Linked DNA regions of Homo sapiens: region 1 is linked to region 2. The links are chromatin loops, found by intact Hi-C in ENCODE. Cell type or tissue: ovary. All regions are shown on one strand.

Region 1 (8,000 bases), 580 kb before region 2:
TTGCATCATTATATTCGCTATTTTACCTGTCATGTACCATTAGAAGGTAACAAGATCATTGTCAGTCAAAGATGGGGGAGATAATTAGAGCATCTATAGGTTAGCAGGAAATCAAATTGGTGCTGGTACCCATCAGTGCCGAGGAGCTGAGCGTAATTAGGGGGAAAATATGCAAAGGGTGAGATGAATGAAGCCCTGGGGATTAGATACCGTGGCTGATTTGAGAGCTTGACTCTCCTACGTTCTGACATTGCAGATGGCGACGTCAAAATAGGTGTACAATTGGAGCAGTGAAAAATAGCAAAGCAAGGCGCCACTGCTACTGTCTGCAGGGGCCTGAGAAGTGCCTGATGTGGAAAAACACAGTGTTTATCGTGTTTTCCAATCCACTGGGTTTTTCTTCCTTATTTTTTCCAGTTTGGAGTCAGTTATTAACGTAGGAAAACAGGGCTGTGTGAAATGGGCTTTTATTCAAGAAGTCACTGCTCTGCCCAGATTAGCGGATGTCTGCAACCGGACCGACTTCTCAGTGCCCTTTTCTCGCCCTGGACTGACTTTTCCAGTGCCTTGGATGCACTTCTCAGATGCCCCTGTGAAACCACGGGAGTCCACAGCACTCGCCAACCACAGATCTGCCCCCCCGCTAATTTCTGAACATTTCTATTCTGATTCCCATTCAGCAGCTACCCAGATCTTGCTAACTTGAACTGCTTTTACTTTTTCCCTAGTAACATACAAACACCCATGCAAATAATCTCATCCAAATAGCAATTTCATCAGGTCGGTATAAGAAAATTTAACATTTTTTTGTTTTTTTAACATCATGGAAAAAAACAAAACAGATTTTAGAGGACAGGGAGACTGCAAACTGATGAGGACTACACCACGTAATTAAAAGAGAGAAAAAGCTAAGACAGGAAAAAAAAATCTGGAAGGTCTTAAGTAACATATGACTGACCGAGTCCACAGATTGAAATGCAATACAACGAGCAAGCAAAAACTGTTGTCACAGGCCCTAGGTCAGAATTCTCATCACTGCTGGAAAAGCAAACACTTTCGCTGAGTTTTGAAGTAGCCAGGCACAAACAACTGGCTAACGTGGCCCACACTGTACACACGTCTACAAAATCCAGAAGTACCTTTTACAGTATCTTGGACATACGAAAAACTAACAGAACCCCCCCTCCTCAAAAAACAAACCACAAGCGACTGTGTGGGGTGCAAATGTTTATAGTAACAAATTGGTGAGACACTAACCGAGTTGGGTAGGGTGGTCAGCCACTGCAGGTGAGCCTTCTGTTCTTACACGGGCTGGGTTCGAGGTGTTTCTTTTCAAGAGCCCGGTCTTGTACAGGTATGGCTTCTTCCCTAAGGTAATGATGGTCACCTCACACAAACAAGCAGCTGGAAGCTTAGTTCACATTTTTTAATAACATGGCACAGTTTACATTACACAAGAAGGCTCCGCCGATGAGAACATGCTGAAGATTCAGTTGCTTCACTTTTCTTTTCACATAGGATCTAGAAAGGACTTTATTACATACAGGATAAACAGCAAAAAGGTCCGTATAGAACAATCTCTTTACAATACTGAAAGCTACCACTACAGTTCCAGTGTACATATTCCTTGCATTTTTTTTAGTTGTTGTCTTAAAAAAAAAAAAAAACACCGCACAACATCTGGAGTTCACAAAATCTGAAGCTCACAACTAAACCTTCAGTTTACTACTAAAATAGATCTCTCTGCTTATTAGAAACAATGGTCTGTAGTTAACTTTTTTTTTTTTTTTTTTTTGCAAAAACAGGATAACAACGTCAGATAGCACTTTAATATACTAGAAGACCAAATGGAACTAATTTTATTTCATACATATATTTTACAGTCCAGTAGACAAGATATATTGTATTTCTCTGCTAGTAAAGTCATATTCTCTCCAAATATGTAGACAAGAGGCTTAATGTATTATAAAAGTATTATGAAGAGACATTAAGATTGATGCAAACTCAAAAAACACACTCACACACAAGACTTTTTTTTCTGCCATCTTTCACCCTCTAACTCGCGATGGCTCCACAAGGTTGACCTGTTACGGCTGTTCCCAGACTTGATCACCAGCTGGAATACAGTGCGTCACATCAGGAAACGTGCACCTTACATCCGTCAGTTATTGAATACAGTGAAAACATATCCATCATCTGAGAAAACTTGAAGCTTTCTTTCAGGATCTGTTTGGGTGTAAGTAAATCTCATTACAAAACGAGGAAGTGTGTACAGGTATGAAATAGGACACACTAAAAAAGGCATGGTTCTCACATGAGGTGTGTGTGAAGTCACTGGCGACCTGTGTGTGTCTGACAGACACCACCACCCGTCCCCTGATTTTGGCATCTGGCAAATCCCACCCTCCCTGGCACTGGTTGCTCATGTCCTCAGTTACCTCTCCGGGGCTACACTTTCCCCCAGAGCCCACAAGCGGCAACTTCAGATGCTAAGTTCCAGCCTGGGGTCCAATTTGCAAAACAGGATGTTTCTCCGTTTGAAAAAAAACAAGCAAGGAAAACAGAGTCATATCACGTAAGCGCTTGTTCAGGGAAAATATGACCTTAAGTATGCTGTAAATGGATTTGAAAAGGCTCCTTTGAGTTAGGCGGGCTTTTGTGAAAAGCCCGAACATTCATTGCATAGTTGAAGGGTTTAGCTGTCTATAACAATATATGGGAACACAGCTTTAGCCGACTGTGTTCACTGATATTAAGTAAGTTTGCAAATAGCACATTTTAAGAAGTATTAATGTATTATGTTACTTTATCTATTTACATTTGTACAAAGTAAAGCTTTCATCTTACCCTTTTGCATATATGAACCATTAGCTCATGAAGCAATCTCTTTTTACATAACTATGTACACGGCCTTCCCACCTCATCTGAAAGAATTTTGCATGATGGATGGCGTGGACTTCTCCCCCCCACCGCCCCCGCTACAATTATCATCCAATTGGTGTGTGTTGTCATCTTCACTGTTTTGGTTCAAATCAAAAAGTTTTATACGAGAAACAAAAAGTAGGAGACGTGAGAACATATGACTGGGCTAAAAGATCTGAAAAATCTCAACATATAATATACAAAACATTTCAAAATGTGCACTGAGTCTATACATTTTTTACAAGGGGAAGGGGTGGGGCTTTCCCCCCCAGTCTGTGTGAGCCATGCAGGAGTTCTGTCTCTCAAGCCTGGCCTGGTGTCTGCCTAGGGTTTCTTCTTCCTCGTTCTTGCTCCTGTTCTCGGCTTATCGGGCCTCGATATCCTTCAGCGTGTGGGAAGGGGGCCTCTCCCTTATCTCTGCGGACAGAGGAGTCGTCCTTCTGGGAGAGACCGGGCGGCCCCCCAGCGTGGAGATGAGCGGGGGAGGTGCGCTCAGCGCTGCTGTCGGAGGGGTCTTGTTGAGGAGTCCGTTCTGGTTGCCCGCGGTGGGGCTGATGCGGGGATAGTGCATGCTGGGGAGTCCCGGGGTGATGAGGCTGGGGTGGGGGAGGTGTCCGTCGAGGGAGGCGGGGTGCACGGAGTGGAGCCGCGTGTGCTCGTAGTCTTCTCTGAGCATGTGCAAGCGCTCCCGCTCGTCCAGGTGGCCTCCCCGCTCGTGCTCCCGCCGAGGGTCCACAGACAGCGGGTGGTGGTGGTGGTGGTGGTGGTGGCTGTAGTCGTGAGGCTCCCGGTCCCTGAAGGAGCGGTCGGCTTCGTACAGCCGGGGAGTCGAGAGCCGGTGGAGCGGGTCGTTCCTTAGCAGGAAGTCCCTGCCCAGCGGGTCTCTCCGGTGAATGTCAAGTTCTCGGTAAGGATCCCTCAAGGGGTCCCGGATGGGGTCCCAGTGGAAAGAAGGGTACGGGAAGCGCTCTCCGCCCGGGAGGGGGCTGATGCCCATGAAGGGGGTCATCATGCGAGTCCTGTCCAGGCTGCTGATGCTGTTCATGGGGTGAATGCCCGTCACCCCCACCGTCATGGGCATCGAGGCCAGGGGCCCCGGGTGCACGCTGGACGAGGAGTTGGGAGGCGGCGGCTCCGAGGCCCGGTGGGTCTGCGGGGCCTCTGGAGGCAGGTCATGGTCTTCCTTCCGCTCCTCCTTCACCTTGACCTCGGAGCTCTTCTTGGGGTTCTCGTAGGCCGGCTCACCCTTGCGCGGCTCGGCCTCCCGGCTCGAGGTGCTGTTGGGCCTGGCACTCTCCACCACCGGGGTCCGCACGTAGGGAGACGGCACCCGGGCCAGCTGCTTGGCCTCTTCGCCCGCGGCGCGCCCCTCGTGGCCGTGCCCGTCCTTCTCGGGCAGGTGGCCCTCTTTCGCCTTGTGCTCGTCGGCGGCCAGGTCCTTGCGGGATTCCGAGTGGTCTCTCTCCCTCTCTTTGGGTTTGTCCTTCTCCCGAGCCTCAGTGTTCAGATGAGCCCGGATCTGTTCAGTGGAGCTGCGGGTATGTCCCAGGGCATTCACCGGGAGGACAGGTGCTGGTGAAGGGTGGCTGGAGTGTCTCTTCTCGACGCTTTCCCTGGGGGAGAGAGGGGAAGACAAGGACGCAGATGAAATGAAAGGGGCGAGTCGGCCGGGCCAGGGGCTGCGGGTGAAATGGTGGTGTGAAGAGGACAGGCTGGGGGCTGCTTCCCATGGTCGCCAAGGCAGCAGCCGTGCCCTGGACAGGGCAGAGCCAGCCACCCTTATCCTACTTACCTAGATTTTAGAGGAAGCTTAATGGGGGAGATGGACCAGGGATGAGGGTGAGGGGGAGTCTGCTGGGAGCAAGAATCTCTCTGCATGTTAAGAGCCTCAACCAAGAGCACAGAAGAAGAGCTTCCAGAAAGCCAAGATGGCTGCATGTGGTCAATAAGGCAATGATGTGGCAATCCAGCCCGACTGTCTGGACTCCCGGGATCATCTAGTGTAAAGAATCACGTTTTAAGAGCCCAACGCCCAGTATCACTTTTCTTCCAACTTTGCAACACTGAACCAGTGGAAGAAAGGGTTCAACATCAGTGTCACAGAAGTCTCTTGCTCCTTACAAGGACAAGTGACCAGTTTCAGAGCAAAGAACGTGGATACAGAGCCATCTCCAAGACACAGCACGTGAGAAAGGCTCAAAAGGAAGCCACAGTTGGAGGACTTTTGGGTTGCAAAGAGCACTTGTGCACCAGATGGGATAAGAAAGCCAAAGTCTGATGAGAAGACGGAGGGAAGGCAGTAGGAAAAGCAGGTCCCTAAACACGAAACCTCATGGGGACATTGAAAACAATTTTAGAGAGCAGCTGTGAGTGAAAACACGAGACAAGAATTTTAGAGACCTGTCTTGGATGGGGGCTCAAGAGTATTGGGCAGAAAATGCAAAAACAAATGGAATGACAATAAGGTAAAACTTGAGTTAAAACTAAGACCAGGCAGGTCTTACGGATGGTGCCAAGACAGATATGGCAAAGTTGAGGAGAGCAGCAGGCTGCCATGCTGGCTTGGTGCTGGTGTGCAAGGATCAGAGGACCACAGAGTATTCAGGAGGCTCCCCTATAAGGGCTGTTTCTTGCCCACATGCAGAGAAGAAGAATAACTTTTAAGGGAAGGATGGAAGAAGAGTATATTTTATTTATTAAGCTTCCTGACTTTAATCCAAGAGGCCATTTTGACGCCATCCAGAAAAACACGCAAAGGGCTGGTGGCCACATCCTGCATTGCACCTAGTGACAGGCTGTGTACAGAGAGCTCGCGGCCTAGGGTCGGCCAGGTTATGTTGCTAGGCGTGCCTCATTTTGGCAGTTCACAGCTCAGAGATGAATGTCATAAACATTCCTCCCAGTGGTTAAGAGATTGTTATCATACTGCCTTGAAGGAAAATTTGTTTTTCTTTTATCAGTCAGCATGATGGCCTCTGATGAGTATCTACTAATCTGCCCCATTTAGAGCCTGCAAAGTTGAATTCTTTCTTTGAAATTACTAGGATATACACACACACATACATACACGGTATACAAAGAAAAGAAACATTAAAGATTCGGATCAAATTTGAATCTTAAATACTGCAAGGAAATTGGGATTAGGTATTTTCTGTCAAGCATATTTGTGCATTCCTTATCAGTTCATTTAAAGTGAAAATAAATAGCCTAAAGAAAGAAAAAAAAAAAGACATTTTTGTCAAGAATGCGTTACGATATTCTTTGGAAAAAAAACTCCAAGACATTCCCTGTTTAACGCTACTTTTTTTTTTAGGCATGGGTTACCAAGTGCAGAGACAACGGTTAACAAAATTATCCACTAGTGAAACCAAAACCAAACCAAAACTGCTTGTCGACGTTTCTCTACATCTATGTGAGTAAAATTTTATTAGTCATCTGTGAGCCCCAGGCTTTGAGTTTGAACAAAATTTGAGAAAAATATGATGAGGCAATGCAAACATGGCTTTCTAAAAGAAAACAAAAAGAGGAAAAGAGCGAGAAAAACCTATGGATGGTTAAATGGACTGCACGGACTTGAAAGCAAATATGGAATTGATTCATGCTGTGTGTGTCTGGCCCGAAGCTCCAACTCCCTGTCTTCTAGAGAAAGACTTCTGTTTGGACACGCTAACAGGGACTTGGGACGTGCTGATGTATAACTGCGACTGAGACAGGAATCTGTCGCTAGCTCTGCTATCTCCTACGGTCACCATATGCTATGGGCCATGGGGACTGCGAGGGGCTGCGGGCACTGGCTGTGGGGAGGAGCTGAGGCTACCGGGGCGGCTAAAGCACGAGGCTGGGACAGGGAGGGTGGGCGGCCAGTTCCACTGGTACTTGGCATAGAGCAGGCTCCCCCGTGGGGACTCGAGAGCGGTTTCTTTCCGTACCTTTCTTTGTCATCTTTACTAACAGATGAGTCTCGTTTATCTACATCTCTATCTCTGTCATGAGCTGCAGCGGACGCGCTGCGCTCCAGCTCCCCTGGCTTCAGCCAGGGCGGAGGGGTCGGGAACGACGGAGGCGTTCGGTGCAGCCGGTTCCAGGGTTCGTGAGGGTTGCTAAAGTTCTGCACACTGGGGCCATCCTTGTGGCCGAACATTGAGTTGGGTGCTGAAATGGTGAAGTGGAGAACAAAAAGGTTTAAGAGAAATTATATAATCTGCTGTAATGAAGGTACTTACCAAAAAACTTTTAACAGCATTCAGAGTTAAAATGAATACATATTATTGGGAGCTGGAAAAGGAAAGGAGATTAACAAATTCATTAGAGGAAGTCTTGTCCTACACTGGAGAGGTAGCTCACAGCTTTTTTTTTTCTTTTTAAAACCAAAAGCAAAGGTGGGGACAGGGGAAGTTAAAAAGGAAAAGGGACCAAATGGGTACTGAGATGACCTAATTCAACGTATCTGGTGCATGCAGAAGTTCCAGGCATGCAGAAGGGTGTGTTATGATGGTGGGATTTGGATTAACAATTCTAAATTGATTCACAGTAGAAGTCACTGTCTCCTCTACCCACCGTGGCCCTCTCAAGTGTCACCAGAGACCAGACAGGACCTTGCCCTCACCAGACACACAGGTCTCCTTCCTGTGTTTTAAATAAAGACCGACCTGTGACGGTATGCTCAGAGACACGTTTTAGCTCTTCCTGTACCCGGAATATATGGTATGTAGCATGAAAGAAAATAATTTGCATATTCAGCGACTAAACACTAATGTTTAGAACGTGAGATGGGGTTGTAATTCTTCTCCTAATCGAGATGGGCTTTTTTAATAGTAGAAAGCTGCAGAGTCCTCCTAGATGATGGAGAATAAAATGGTGCCAAATCTTGATTATCCCAAGCCTGGTGGTGTCGCAGCCTGGTGGTGTCTTCCTGCTATTTTTCATTGTGCTTTTTTCAATTCCACGAATGCCACGGGCAAGATGAAATGTAACAATTGCTGTAACTATTGCTTTCACTTGTAATGTGAGCTGCAGCCAAAATCTTGGAGAGCAGAGATGGGATGTGGATGAAACTCCGCACTTGAGTAAACTTTCTG
Region 2 (8,000 bases):
TAATTTTTTGTTTCATTAATCGGTTGTAGTAAAGGAGAAATATAAAGCCCCAATTAATATTATTTGTCCTGATCATATTCAACTTCACAGTACTGACACAGGTGGCCATACCAAGCATCCTTGTTTATGAAACACCTTTTTCTCTTTTGCCATGATCCATGCTTGTGTTACATCACTGGCTTCTCCTTCTTCATCTCCTTCACTGGGTCTTCTTCCTTATCAGGATATTATAAATGAGACTCTGTTCTCAGCCCCCTTCTTTATTTATATTCTCTTCCTAGGGAATCCAAACAGCCCCATAGCTTTCAATCCCATATGCTGATGGTTTTCACATTTATACCTCCACGCTGGACATTTTCCCAATCTCCTAGATTCTTTACCTGCCCAGATGACATCTTTTCTTAGCCGTCAATTGGCATTTCTTTCATAACATGTCAAAACAAAATTATTCCCTGCTTCACACCCTCACACCCTATAAATTCTTCCTCATACAACCTTTCCCTATGCCTACACATGATATCAGCCATCCAGCTGCTCAAGCTAAACTCCTGGAAGTCATCCTTGCTTCCTCTTTTTACTTTACATCCCATGTCCAATCCACCTACCTCCTGTCAAATCTCTATCCAAAATATGTCCGAATGCAACCACTTTACATTTCACTGCTACAATCCTAGTCTTAAACTACCACCATCTCTCTTGGCCCATGCAAGGTGATCTAGTTTCTACACTTGGGAGCATATTCTCCACACAACAGTCACAGTGTTTTTCCAGAGTAAAACTCAGTTTGCATCACTCTCCAGGTTAATCCACTGCAACTAGATTTAGAACTAAGTTCCGTATAACATACATTTTACCCACAGCCTTCAAAAGGCTCTGCATGACTCATCTTCCTTTATCTCTCCTCTCTTGCTTTGAACACCAAATTCCAGCCACACCGGCCTTTTTCCTGTCCCTTGAACACACCAAGATTGTTAGTGTATCAGGGACTTTGTACTTCTTCTTTCTTCTGCTTGGAACACTTGCATCTCCTCCCAACAACCTGCAAAAGGCCTCCCCTTAACTCACATCCTCACCACCCATCTCTATCACGTTAGCCTAGGTTATCTTCTCCATAGCCTCACAAGTATCTGAATTAATCATTTCCTTCTTTATGAGTTATCTATTTTCTTACCCTGGAATGTTACGTCTTTGACAGCAAGGCTTCTGTTCTTGTTCAGCACTATATTCACAGCAAAAAAGAACAATGCCTGGCTCAGAGTAGATGCTTAATATAAATTTTTTTTAACTGACCAACTTTTAGCTAACCCAAATTTGCCCACAACACACAAAGGATGACATGCAATTACTCTAAAAGTCCTTGGAATACTGCAACCCTAAAATGCTGAAATGTCATGAAAGCCTTAAAGACTATCCCATAATTTTCAGTTTATTTCCAGTTATTTAATAACATAGTGATGTCATGGGGTCATCAAAGGCATTTCCTAACTTGCTCCTTCAAGTTGCTAGTCACGCTGCATAGCAGAAATGTTAAAATGATTAAGTGAAGTAGTTTATTTTGAATACACCATGTGTGTGACTTTTTAAAGAAAGTTTGCCTTAAGCCAATTAATGATATTAATGACCACTCCTTAAATACCTTCTTACTTGTTTTGAAATTTCATGTTAGGATTTCTTAAGTCAAAGATGTGTAGAAAGCAGATACAATACATATGAAAATACACACACTCCTTTTTTCTATTATAAAGATAATTTTTTGTTGGTTTTTTTTTTTTTTTTTTTTTTTGAGATGGAGTTTCACTCTTGTTGCCCAGGCTGGAGTGCAATGGCGCAATCTCGACTCCCTACAACCTCTGCCTCCTGGGTTCAAGCGATTCTCCTGCCTCAGCCTCCCAAGTATCTGGGATTACAGGCATGCACCACCATGCCCGGCTAATTTTTTATATTTAGTAGAGATGGGGTTTCACCATGTTGGTCAGGCTGGTCTCAAACCCTTGAGCTCAGGTGATCCACCCTCCTCGGCCTCCCAAAGTGCTGGGAATACAGGCGTGAGCCACCATGCCCAGCCGGTAATGTAATAATAGATCATATATTCCAGGCAGCAGTGCTAAATACTTTACATGCATAATCTAACTGAATTCTCAAACATTCCTATAAGGTATGGACCACTCATATTTCCGTATTACATTCAGACAATTGAGGTTTATAAAGGCTAAGTATCACAAAGTTACACAACCAGTAAATGATGAAGCAAGAATTTGAATCCTCAATGGTCTGATTCTAAAGCCTGTATTCTTACTCCTGCATAATACTGTATCTCAAATGATTATAGTACATTATAAATTTCTTTTCTTCTAATTCTTCATACATTTTTTTCAAATCAAATCCTACCAAGATAACCAAGGAAAACAGTTTAGTGCAGATAACAGTTTATTCTTTCAAACAAGTCTAGGTTTGCTAAATGTCTATATATCCAAAGGATTCTGAATGGACAGTGTGAGAAGAGACTGGTAATTATTACTAGTACATAAAGTAGGGCCCACCCAATGTAAGCATAGAGATTTATGTGTGTCCAGGTCTGCTCTTAGGTCATTACCCTATAGAAAGTCCAAAGTAACCCTTGCTTCAACACACCTAAGTAAGATATCTGACTCCTGGTAAAATATTAGTGATGGAATGCAATGCAATAAACCTTATTTGAAGGACCTTAAAAGAACAAAGCCTTCACTAATGACATTTTAATGAGGAAATGCATATGCTAATTACTGTATTCTTCTAGCTAGTCTATAAAAAGCCTATGCCAAAGTAATGTAAGTATCTGCTGATTCAGACTTTACTGAAAAAGGTTTAGTTTTATATTTTCAATCATTGGGTAAAACAAAGGAAAAAAAAATAAGGAAAAAAATCCACCTTAAGTCCCAGATCTAGCTTGCTATCTGAGGAGGAGAAGATTAACAGGGAGCACTCAGAATACAACAAATGTTTTTCCAATGAGTATTTACCCAAGTCCCAGATCAATTGTTTAGCAGTACATAAATCTGATATAACCACTTGGCTAATGAAACATCAACACTACCTGATAGTACTACATTTTGAGGCAAGGAACAGTGTAGGCCCAGGGAACAGACAAGACTGCCAATACATGGCAGTTGTATCCTAAGTGTGTATTCACATATATGACCTCATTTCATCCTTGAGACATCCTTGTAGGTGGGTGGCAGGAAGGACACTGGCTAATAAACATTAGTGAAAGTTAAAAACATCCCAGGTTACTTAAGAGGCTGAAATTCCATAGATTTTGTGGAATTTTAAATCATTTTTTTCTCATTAGAATTTCATTTGTCCCCTTTCTCTCAACACTCAATTATCTATACTTATGGAAGGAAACAGATGTAACAATAAAGTAAAATGCTAGGAAAAAAAAACAAAAAACAGATAGAAAAGGTCTGTCTCTCCATGTCTCCACGTATCTCTAGTATCTCCTTCCATGCCTGCCCTGACCCTTTCCTGGTTTAACCTCATCACCATACATAGATACACAAGAAAGCCTCCACTTTCAAGCTGTAAAATGTTTTTAGGAACTCTTATTAGAAAGTGTTGATGAAAAAACAGACTTAACATGAGCTAGTGTGCATTAACGGAGGGGGACAGGGAATAACACAGGATAGAGGAGGGAAGAGAACAGTTCTAATGCCACTTAATTAGCCATATGTCCTACAACAAGTTATTTAACCTCACAGATCCCAGTTTTCTCCTCTGCAAATTAGGAACTTGAAACAGATGGCCTTTTATTCTGAATCTAATCCTCTATAATTCTGACTCTAGCATACATTCAGTTCAAGATAAGACTTATTCTTTAAGGGCTAGCTTAACTGCTACCTCCTCTAAGAAGTCTTCCCTGATAAAGCCACGGGAACCAAGTTTTCCCTCCTCTTAAAGCTTATGCTACCATGTTGGTACCACTCTGTAATGATCAAGAGCACTGGTCAAAGGCCTTAGTTTAAAACCTCACTACTTGTTAACTGTGTGACCTTAGGTCAATTACAGTCTCGCTTTGCTTAACAATGGGCATACGTTCTGAGAAATGTATTGTTAAGTGATCTCGTTGCTGTGCAAACTTCATAGAGTATACTTACAAAAACCTAGATTGTACAGTCTGCTATACACCTAGGCTCTATGGTATAGCCTATTGCTCCTAGGCTACAAACCTCTACAGCATGTTACTGTACTGAATAGCATAGTTGCCTATGTAGTACAGTACTGTAACATAATGGCAAGTATTTGTGTGTCTAAATACAGAAAAGTACTGTAAAAATATGTTATTATAATTTATTGGATCTCCACTATATATGTGGTCTGTTGTTGACTGACACGTTGTTATATGGTGCATGACTGCATTTGCCCTATCTGACCTCAGTTTCATAAGTTGTCAAACAGAGATAATAATAGATTGGTGGGACTATTAAAGGATTAAGTGATTGCAGCTACTCAGGAGACAGAGGCAGGAGGGTCACCTGAGGCTAAGAGTTCAAGACCAGCCTGGGCAATACAGTGAGATCCCATGTCTACAAAAAATAAAAAAATAAAAATTAGCCAGGCACAAATGGTGCATTCCTGAAGTCCCAGCTTCTTGGGAGGCTGAGGCAGGAAGATCCATTCACTCTGGGTTTGAGGTTGCAGTGGGCTATGATCATGCCACTGCACTCCAGCCTGGGTGACACAGCAAGACCCTGTTTTAAAAACCCAACCAAACCAAACAAAACAATGCAGATACTTCTTAGTATCTGCTGTGAATTCAGTGGTAAACCAAAGTGATGGACACAGTCACCAAACTCAAATAACCTTTTTTTTTCCCTATAGACCAAAATAAAATTTTAAAGTATTAGTCTTGCTCTCTGTAAGTTTAGAATACTTAAAATAATGAAACCCATAGATAGCAGAATATGGAAACAGAATTACTATGGTTTGGACGTGTGGATGTTTTATTCCCCTAGACCATGAGGATAATACTTAATCTCTAAGATCAGGAAAATTTCATATATCAGTTCAACATTTATTGGTTACCAGGTGCTTATGATAGGCCCTTGGGATACAATGATAAACAGAAGGTTCCTGCCTTTCAAGGGTATGCATTACAGTGGGGGAAAAACAATTAACTTACAGGAATTCTAAGGGAATTACAACCTTTAGACTTAAGATTTCCTTAACTAACTACAAATCTATCCTGCTGTATATACAGGGCCTCTTATTGAGCTATAGAGCACCCTGTTAATTCTGAGAAATCTCTATCTCCCATTCTCCCCACCCCCCGACAAAACATATTTTCTCTGTCTCTTTCAATCAAAGCTGAATAATGCAAAATGGATTACTATGTTAAAGGCTGACTCAATTAATTCATTTATTTCACAAATTTTAAAGAAAAATGACTTCTTTGGGAAGAAAGACCATGTTTCTACATCCCTGTACTTCTACTGTGAACATCTAGGCAAACTACCTGATATTAACAATGTGGGAACACAGCAGTGAGAACTCTGGTTAAAATACTGAATATATATTTCCCCTAAAGATATACAACAATGTATTTATATCCTTTTGAAAATATGAATGAGGCAACACATTCCTTGTTCAAATGGCAACAAATTCCTCTTAGATTATGGGGTCTGGGTACCACTATCTTACATCACTGGTATGAATTATTAGGAAAATAAAAACATAAAAGAGGGAAAATAACTGATGTTATTTTAAAATGTTGTGTATATGTGTGTGGACATACACGTATATACAAAAATGCTCAAACAACTAACATTTATACAGTGTCTTTTTTTTTTTTTTTTAAGGCTTAAAAATTTTTTTAATAGCCAATCATTCATTTATTTTCAAAACATAATTCTCGATCACGTGCACACTCCCTTCTTCTCTCTACAAATACATTAGTTCAGAAATAACTTAAATATTTCCTTGACATTCACAATCTAGTTTTTAGCACTGAAAATCAAAGGGATACAAATGAATTTTAAATTTTTATTTGGGGAGTTGTTATAAGACTAAGCTATATTCAAATATCAATCATTAAAACTAGTGAGGCCACTCACTATACCACCATACTTTTCATAAATCTCCTTTGATGAATAAATTCTACTTCCTTACAAAAGAAGACTCTGTTTAAAAAAGGTACCAACTTTTCTATATATCCCCCTACTTTATTCTGGAAATGTCTTTTGCTTCTTAAAGTAATTGTTAGATTTTTTAAGCCAGAAATCTGTTAGTCCTAATTATGAATTATTTTAATGTCAAATATGCATATGGTTAATCAATAGTTTTCTTTATCATAGATTCAAAATTTTAAGCTTATTTTCCTTCCATTCTTTAGGCATTCAACACGTTAATGAAAAGTACAATGTCAGTCTACTTCTCATTCTTTTATCCGTAAACTTCTTTTTTTTTTTTTTTTTTATTATACTCTAAGTTTTAGGGTACATGTGCACATTGTGCAGGTTAGTTACATATGTATACATGTGCCATGCTGGTGCGCTGCACCCACTAATGTGTCATCTAGCATTAGGTATATCTCCCAATGCTATCCCTCCCCCCTCCCCCGACCCCACCACAGTCCCCAGAGTGTGATATTCCCCTTCCTGTGTCCATGTGATCTCATTGTTCAATTCCCACCTATGAGTGAGAATATGCGGTGTTTGGTTTTTTGTTCTTGCGATAGTTTACTGAGAGATGGTTTCCAATTTCATCCATGTCCCTACAAAGGATATGAACTCATCATTTTTTATGGCTGCATAGTATTCCATGGTGTATATGTGCCACATTTTCTTAATCCAGTCTATCATTGTTGGACATTTGGGTTGGTTCCAAGTCTTTGCTATTGTGAATAGTGCCGCAATAAACATATGTGTGCATGTGTCTTTATAGCAGCATGATTTATACTCATTTGGGTATATACCCAGTAATGGGATGGCTGGGTCAAATGGTATTTCTAGTTCTAGATCCCTGAGGAATCGCCACACTGACTTCCACAATGGTTGAACTAGTTTACAGTCCCACCAACAGTGTAAAAGTGTTCCTATTTCTCCGCATCCTCTCCAGCACCTGTTGTTTCCTGACTTTTTAATGATTGCCATTCTAACTGGTGTGAGATGATATCTCATAGTGGTTTTGATTTGCATTTCTCTGATGGCCAGTGATGATGAGCATTTCTTCATGTGTTTTTTGGCTGCATAAATGTCTTCTTTTGAGAAGTGTCTGTTCATGTCCTTCGCCCACTTTTTGATGGGGTTGTTTGTTTTTTTCTTGTAAATTTGTTTGAGTTCATTGTAGATTCTGGATATTAGCCCTTTGTCAGATGAGTAGGTTGCGAAAATTTTCTCCCATGTTGTAGGTTGCCTGTTCACTCTGATGGTAGTTTCTTTTGCTGTGCAGAAGCTCTTTAGTTTAATTAGATCCCATTTGTCAATTTTGTCTTTTGTTGCCATTGCTTTTGGTGTTTTGGACATGAAGTCCTTGCCCACGCCTATGTCCTGAATGGTAATGCCTAGGTTTTCTTCTAGGGTTTTTATGGTTTTAGGTTTAACGTTTAAATCTTTAATCCATCTTGAATTGATTTTTGTATAAGGTGTAAGGAAGGGATCCAGTTTCAGCTTTCTACATATGGCTAGCCAGTTTTCCCAGCACCATTTATTAAATAGGGAATCCTTTCCCCATTGCTTGTTTTTCTCAGGTTTGTCAAAGATCAGATAGTTGTAGATATGCGGCATTATTTCTGAGGGCTCTGTTCTGTTCCATTGATCTATGTCTCTGTTTTGGTACCAGTACCATGCTGTTTTGGTTACTGTAGCCTTGTAGTATAGTTTGAAGTCAGGTAGTGTGATGCCTCCAGCTTTGTTCTTTTGGCTTAGGATTGACTTGGCAATGCGGGCTCTTTTTTGGTTCCATATGAACTTTAAAGTAGTTTTTTCCAATTCTGTGAAGAAAGTCATTGGTAGCTTGATGGGGAT

Evidence for each region. Peaks named below come from ENCODE experiments on the same cell type or tissue, not always from the same donor. Only the 100,000 strongest peaks of a DNase experiment are listed, where the experiment ranks them.
Region 1: a loop joins it to region 2, with 4 times the contacts of the local background. A loop is called at or near these places in 1 of 110 quality-filtered maps.

Annotation. Positions count from the first base shown.
Region 1 is chr7:70,786,283-70,794,282 of GRCh38, reverse strand. AUTS2 (activator of transcription and developmental regulator AUTS2) reads right to left here. Exons shown (of 19, transcript NM_015570.4): 18 at 6,852-7,074; 19 at 777-4,535. The coding sequence ends at 3,287. Among named protein-coding and RNA genes, the nearest start is that of GALNT17, 340 kb to the left of the region's middle. In ovary, no CTCF peak of the experiment used is centred here; a DNase peak (open chromatin) is centred at 3,812.
Region 2 is chr7:70,201,795-70,209,794 of GRCh38, reverse strand. The region is part of intron 4 of AUTS2 (activator of transcription and developmental regulator AUTS2); the gene reads right to left. Among named protein-coding and RNA genes, the nearest start is that of AUTS2, 610 kb to the right of the region's middle. In ovary, no CTCF peak of the experiment used is centred here; no DNase peak of the experiment used is centred here.